Linked DNA regions of Homo sapiens: all the other regions are linked to region 1. A link is an interaction called in ENCODE POLR2A ChIA-PET data of the cell type or tissue named here. Cell type or tissue: OCI-LY7. All regions are shown on one strand.

What was found. Peaks named below come from ENCODE experiments on the same cell type or tissue, not always from the same donor. Only the 100,000 strongest peaks of a DNase experiment are listed, where the experiment ranks them.
Region 2: POLR2A ChIA-PET joins it to region 1 with 6 read pairs; 4 of 35 experiments call an interaction of 5 or more read pairs at or near these places.
Region 3: POLR2A ChIA-PET joins it to region 1 with 7 read pairs; 2 of 35 experiments call an interaction of 5 or more read pairs at or near these places.

Annotation. Positions count from the first base shown.
Region 1 is chr14:22,281,482-22,283,981 of GRCh38, reverse strand. It overlaps TRA and TRAV38-2DV8. Among named protein-coding and RNA genes, the nearest start is that of TRD-AS1, 200 kb to the left of the region's middle. In OCI-LY7, no CTCF peak of the experiment used is centred here; DNase peaks (open chromatin) are centred at 1,341 and 2,231; H3K4me3 peaks cover 1,867 bases; H3K27ac peaks cover 1,836 bases.
Region 2 is chr14:22,369,472-22,371,971 of GRCh38, reverse strand. It overlaps TRA. Among named protein-coding and RNA genes, the nearest start is that of TRD-AS1, 110 kb to the left of the region's middle. In OCI-LY7, no CTCF peak of the experiment used is centred here; no DNase peak of the experiment used is centred here.
Region 3 is chr14:22,759,797-22,762,296 of GRCh38, reverse strand. The region is part of intron 1 of OXA1L-DT (OXA1L divergent transcript); the gene reads left to right. Among named protein-coding and RNA genes, the nearest start is that of OXA1L-DT, 5.5 kb to the left of the region's middle. In OCI-LY7, no CTCF peak of the experiment used is centred here; no DNase peak of the experiment used is centred here.

The DNA.
Region 1 (2,500 bases):
CAGTAGATGACCCTGACCATTTACCCTGTTAGGCATGGTAAGTGCTGGAGATACAGTGGTGGCCTCCGCTTTGATGGACTTATATTCTAAATAATCACTGGGCCTTTCTGTGGGAAATGAGGCTTTATTGAGGCAGAGGTGTGTGTACATGATCTGATTTTTATTATAGGATGCTCACTGGGACAGCTATGTGAAGCAATGTTTGAAGGGTGTATTTTAGTCTGTTTTCACCCTGCCAATAAAGACATACCTGAGACTGGGAAGAAAAAGAGGTTTAATTGGACTTAGAGTTACACATGGCTGGGGAGGCCTCAGAATCATGGTGGGAGGTGAAAGGCATTTCTTACATGGCGGCGGCAAGAGAAAAATGAGGAAGAAGCAAAAGCAGAAACCCACAATAAACCTATCAGATCTTGTGAGACTTAATTCACTATCATGAGAATAGCATGGGAAAGACCAGCCCCCATGTTTCCATTACCTCCCCCTGGTTCCCTCCCACAACATGTGGGAATTCTGGGAGATACAATTCAAGTTGAGATATGAGTGGGGACACAGCTAAACCATATTAAAAGAGGACACAATCGAAGGTAGAGAGAGTAGATTAATGATTATTTATTAATTCAAATGAGAGGAGCTGCGTGAAAGCACTAGAAGCAAGGATAGAAAGAAGTGAGCTTTGATATGAAACTTGGTAACTAGCCCGAATCTAAGTCTGGGTGACTCATGGGCCTCAGGGGTAAAAGGGAGGACAAAACCTGAATAGCCTGAAGGTGTCTTCCTCGTGTGAGAGAAAGGTTTTCATTTTGATTGGTGCCTACCCCACTTTTTCAGACAAGCAGAAGCCTGGGTGCTAAGCTGGGCTAGGGTGTGGCGTTACTGAAGCTGCTGTGTTTGGGAAATGACTCGGCAATCTGAATTATGATTCTGCAGTTTGGTCTTGGCCTCCCCTTACCCTCTTCCACATCCAGTCACTCTCACCACTCATTCCAAACAGACCCCCAGCCTAAGCTCTGGAGCCTGCTTATTGGACTTAATTATTTCGGCTGTTTGTCATTCCAAACTTCCTCTCGCCACCCACAGTGAGCAGATGGAATAAAATGCTCCACAAGGGGCTTAATAGTGAAGGAGATGTATTGGGGGAATTGTGGGCATAAAAAGAAATGTTGGCATTATTTTTTTCATTTATTTTAATTTTTCCCTTAGCATAAGGGAGAATCCTCTCACGGTCCAGGCATCTCCCAATTCTCAGAAGACATAGGGGTGGAGACTTGGACCATGGCAGCTGCTTGGTCTCCCTGTTGGACCAGGTTTATCAAAATTGTCACCACCTGCTAGGTTGCCTTACCAGAAGCAATTATAGCATTACCAGAAGTTAACTTCCTCTTTTTTTTTTTTTTTTAGCGTTTGCTGGTGAGTACTAGCAGTACATGAAATCCTACTTGACAGTCGTTTGCTTTCTTTCCTTACTTTCTTATGTCAAGACAAATGATGCTTTAAAGAACGTTAAGAAATACAGGATTAAGCCAGGTTAAAGTCAGAAAGAATGACGGATAGAGGGGAAACAGTGAGACTGACATGATGTAGTGTTTTTTTTTGCACCATTTTATAATTAGAATGTAATAAGGTATGCATAAAAATCTGATAGCCCAGGCTGGAAAGTCGAGGGTGAAGAAATTCCCCAAACTGGAAACCCAGCAATAGCAAACTTTTATTGTGTTCCTGAATCTTGAGCAAGGCTGAGGAGAAAAAAATGAAGAAAAAATAAAGGTTTGTGGAGATGGTAAGAAATTCAGTTTTGGATATATTGACTTTGATATGATCATGGGATGTACAGATAGATAGTAATTAAAATAATAAAGCAAAAATATATAATTCTAAAAGAATATAGCTTTAGGTCAAGCTCTAAGATTCTCTGGATAGCAGTGATCCTTAGAATATCTGATCTGACCTATGTAACACACAGGCTTATGCAGGTTTAATGGATTAACATGTGAAGGTACTTTGAAAATCTATAAGGCATGTGTGGATTCATTATTTTATTACTATTTCAAAAATTACAGCTTATAGACATCCCCTCTGTGTTTCCTATAGTCAGATACATTTTTTTTTCTTTAGGGAAGACAATTATTTCCTCTTTATGTTCCTATAACCCTGAACACTTCCCCCTGACCTTTGCACAGATGCTGAGGTCTGAGGTTTCTGTAAGCCTCTCCCTGTTGCTTGTCTCACTGTGCGCTCCTATAAGCACAGAAATACATCGCGGCATCCCCCAGCTGTGAGTCTGAGATCTTGAGACTGAAGGATTTGGCTGCTTTCTGGAAGTTCACAGAGAAACGATTCTCTGTTGCATTCTGTTGCTTATAAGCTTCTTGGCGAATAACGAGAATCATCTGCCTGCTGGGAGGCTGCTTGTACCAGAATAAATAATAATCACTCTCACTGGTGTCATATGTGCAGCTCAGGGTCACGGTCTCTGCCTCCTGCACAGACATCTCTGGTT
Region 2 (2,500 bases), 88 kb before region 1:
CTTTGATTGGGACAGAGCTGGCAGGCTGTATCAGGGCAGGAACAAAATGATGAGGTACCATGCCTGCCAAAAGGGCTGCAGGATTTTTCTAATTTATATTTACATTCCAAAAGTTTAGACTGTAATTTCTCCTTCTTTCCTCCCCTGAAAATTGAGATGGCAACATGTAGGCAGATTCTTTGGAAGCTGAGAACCTTGAAAGCCCTGTCTCCTTTCCCAGCAGAAGCAGCCTTTCCCTCTGAGGAGTTTAGTCCTCCCTTGATTGAAAAGGCTGTAAGGACTTACTCTGTGGAAAATTGCTGAGACCCCTCAAGACTCACCCCCAACATCTTTCACTGTTTGTATGCCTATAGCTAGACTCAACTCCTGGCAACCCATATCAGGGCAGGAACAAAATGATGAGGTACCCTGCCTGCCAAAAGGACTGCAGGATTTTTTCTAATTTATATTTACATTCCAAAAGTTTAGACTGTAATTTCTCTTTCTTTCCTTCCCTGAAAAGACCTAAAGCCATTTGCCAAGGTCATAGTGCATTTGGGAAGGGTAAATAACCAGACCTTTGGGGGATTTCTGGACATTGGCTCTGAAATGATACCAGTCCTTGGAGACACAATATGCTACTATTGCCTATTTACCAGAGTAGGGGTTTATTGAAGCTGAATGATTAATGGTATTTTGGCTCAGGTCCATCTCATATTGCATCCAGTTAGCTCTGAACTTACCCCATGGTTATTTCCCAAGTTCTAGAATGCTTAACTGAAGGAGGCACACTCAGGAAAGGCAGAATAACTACATTGATTATCTGATCTGAGGAGTGAGGACAAGTAGAAGGCATTAGAACTGCCTTTGTATTCCAAACTAGTAAATCCACAGCAGCACTGCATTCTGTAGAGACTTGTAGAGATTAGTGCCTCTATAAAAGATTTAAAAGATGCAGGGCTGGTGATTTTCACCACACCTCCATTCAACTCAACTATCTGGCCTGTGCAGAAGACAGATGGATCTTGAAGAATGACAAAGGATTATTGTAAACTTAATCAGGTGGTGAGTACAATCACAGCTGCTGTTCCAGATGTGGTTTCATTGCTATAGTAAATCAATATATGTACATCTAATATATGAATACTGATATGGGAAGTCATTTTTTCCTCTATATACATGTTAGTAGAGACTATCAGAAGCATTTTTCTTTCATCTGGAAGGGTGAAACAAGGTACCCTCCTTGTTTCACCTCAGGGTTATATCAACTCTCCAACCCTGGCCTATTCTATTCCACAGGAAATTGATTGCCTCTTCATTTCACAACACACCACATGGATCCTCTACACTGGTGGACCAGGAAATCGCAACTACTTTAGACACCTTGGTAAGACCCATAGAGGCAAGAGGTTGTGAAATAAATCCCAGAAAAATTTAGAAGTTTGCTCCTTCAGGAACTTTCTTGGGGTTTCATGGTCTGGGGAAAGTTGAGATATCTCTTTCAAGGTGAAGTTCAATGCTACATCTGGTCTCTCCTACCATAAAGAAAGAGTCCCAATTTCTGGTGTGCCTCATTGGATTTTGGAGGCAACATATCTTATTTGGGTGTGTTGTTATAGTCTAAACCTATTTGCTGAATGAGTAATCTGAAAGGCTTCCAGTTTTGAATAAGGCCTGGCGAAAGACAAGCCCTTGTGAGAGGGTGGCAAGCTTCCCTGCCACTTTGGTCATATGACACATCTGATTCAGTGGTGCTTAAAGTGCCTATTGAGCTTTTGGCAGGCCTCTTAGGTAAATTCCAGAACAGACTTTTAGAATCTGGGAGCAAAGCCATGCCATACTCTGCAGATAACTTTTTTTTTCTTTTTTCTTTTTTTTTCTTTTTCTTTTTCTTTTTTTTTTTTTTTTTTTTTGAGAAACAGCTCTTGGCTCTTTGCTGGATCCTAGTATTTGACCATGGACCATTAAGTATCATGTGACCAGAAATGCCCCCTATGAAATGAGTATTGCTTAACCCACCACCATGTTCTGTTGGTTATAATCAAGTCACAGAGCCAGTCCAGATCAAGGGGAAGGAATTATGCAAAATTCCGAATACTGAGAGACATAGTTCATTGGAAGACCATCTTTGGAAACCAGCAGCTATCACAGTTTCCTTGGATATTTTCTGAATAGAGAGATTCTTACATTAATAACTGTTCTCTTCACCAATAAATATTTATGGAGAACATACAGTATGTGCAGAACCTGAACATAAGTGGAAGAAACAGGGAAAGCATTGCACCTTCCTCAAAGTTTGTGCATTCTACCATGAAATATTCACACTAACATTGAAGCTAAGAGTAGGCTGGAAATCCCAGAAGTGAAAATTAATATACTGGTACTGATGGTCAATGGGTGTATTATAGCTCTCTGTGGTGAAATAAATAGATTGATAATGGGCTTCTGTATATAGTTGTATCAACAATAAAACGATGGAATGCTTTCTAGCTCAAGATTTTTACAACCCAATGATCCTTAA
Region 3 (2,500 bases), 480 kb before region 1:
GTGTTGGGGGTTATAGGTGTGAGCCAGCATGCCTGTCCTGACAGTTTTTTTTTTTTTTAAAGCACTTTAAATGTATTATCCCACTGCGTTCTGGCATCCAGGGTTTCTGCTGAGAAAATGGCCAGTAGTCTTTTTTTTTTTCTTTTCCCTCAGAGTGATTGGACTTCAGCTGATAGTGTTATTGAGGATCACTTGTACATTATGAGTTGCTTCTCTCTTGCTGCTGTCAAGATTCTCTGTCTTTCAACAGTTTGATTATAATGTGTCTCAGTGTGAGTCTCTTTGGATTTATTTTACTTGGAGTTTATTGAGATTCTTGGATTTGTAGATTAGTGCCTTTCATCAAATTTGGGAAGTTTGCAGCCATTTCTTCAAATAATCTTTTTGCCCCTTTCTCTAACCCCTCTTTGGGAATCGTAATGCATATGTTGGTCTACTTAATGGTATTCCACAAGTTCCTTGGTCTCTGTCCACTTTTCTTTTTTTCTTTTTTTGAGACAGAGCCTCACTCTGTTGCCCAGGCTAGAGTGCAGTGACACAATCTTGGCTCACTGCAACCTCTGCCTCCCAGGTTCAAGCAATTTTCCTGCCTCAGCCTTCTGAGTAGTTGGGATTACAGGCACTCATCACCATGTCCAGCTAATTTTTGTATTTTTGGCAGAGATAAGGTTTTGCTGTGTTGGCCAGGCTGTTTTCGAACTCCTGACCTCAAGTGATCCACCCGCCTTGACCTCCCAAAGTGCTGAGATTACAGGCATGAGCCACCTCACTTGGCCTATCCACTTTTCTTTATTTATTTTTCTTTATGCTCCTCAGATTTGAAAATTTCAATTGTCTTATTTTCAAGTTCACTGATTCTTCTGTGTTTGAGCTCCTCTAGTAAATTTTCATTTCAGTTATTGTGTCTTTCAGCTATAGAATTTCTGTTTAGCTCCTTTTTACAATTTTTGTCCCTTTCTTGGTTTTCTAATTTTGTTAATATACCATTTTCCTGATTTCCTTTAGTTTTTTGCCCATGTTTTCTTTTAGCTCTTTGAGCAAATTTAAGACAATTGTTTTAAAGTCTTTGGTAAGTCAAATGTCTGGATGTCCTCAGAAATGGTTTCTGCCAATTAATTTTACTCCTTTGAATGTGCCATGTTTTCCTGTTTCTTTGTATGCCTTGTAATTTTTGTAGTTTTTGTTGAAAAGTAGACATTTGAAAAAACAGCTAACTCCCCTAGTCTTTGCAGATTGGCTCTATACTGGTACAGTTCTTCAGCACTGAGCAAGGCTTGCTTTGAGCCTAGGGATCAGCTGAGGTGAAGGCTTAAGGTCTTTTCAGGGCTTTTCTGACCAAGTGTCTTACCTGGGCATGTGTAACTTCCCAATTTCCCCATATACATGGCTGCTTTTGAATGTCTTATTTCCTAAAGAGTCTCAGTCCGGTTTCTCCTGGGGCCTTACATGGTCTACTGTATGTATCCACCCATAGTCTTTTACTCCACATGTCAGTGGGTCTGTAGTCTCCTTGCAGCTTTCATGAGCAATGACTACCGCTTTTCTGAGACCTGAGGCCAGTCCTTTAGGTAACCCCCATATGCGCACAATAATTTGCAAAAAGCTTTGCTCTTCTCCCTTCCATTTAAGGGAGGGAACTTGGAATTAGGCTGCTGCCTCTTCCAGACTAAGAGCACTGCCGCATCAGGGAGGAGGAGGGGACGAGGGCAAATAAAGACACGACAAAACTTTCTTAACATTTGGAAGGTGGGCATTCACTTGGTTACTGTAAACCTTTAACTGTTTTTTGGAGCTCTTACAGGTTAGTTCAGCTCATTTCTGGTTGTTTTATGAAGTTTCTGTTGGATAATGAAAGCTTGGAGCTTTGTCGTCCACCATTTTGCTGATATCACATGAGCATCCATTTTAATAAGATAGAAGAAAAGAGCACATTGGACCTTAAGTAAGTGTAAGAAAAGGAATAGAAAGTTAAGAGAATAGGCCAGGCATGGTGGCTCACACCTGTAATCCCAGCACTTTGGGAGGCTGAGGTGGGCGGATCACCGGAGGTCGGGAGTTCAAGACCAGCCTGACCAACATGGAGAAACCCCGTCTCTACCAAAAATACAAAATTAGCTGGGCATGGTGGCACATGCATGTAATCCCAGCTACTCGGGAGGCTGAGGCAGGAGAATCGCTTGAACCCGGGAGATGGAGGTTACAGTGAGCACTCCAGCCTGGGCAACAGGAGTGAAACTTAATCTCAAAAGAAAAAAAGAAAAAAAGATCAGGAGTTCAAGACTAGCCTGAGCAACATAGTGAGATCTCATCTCTAAAAAAAATTTAGGGCCGGTGGCTCACACCTGTAATCCAGCACTTTGAGAGGCTGAGGCAGGAGGATCACAAGGTCAGGAGTTTGAGAGCAGCCTGGCTAACATGGTGAAACCCCATCTCTACTAAAAATACAAAAATTAGCTAGGCACAATGGCTGGCGCCTGTAATCCCAGCTACTTGGGAGGCT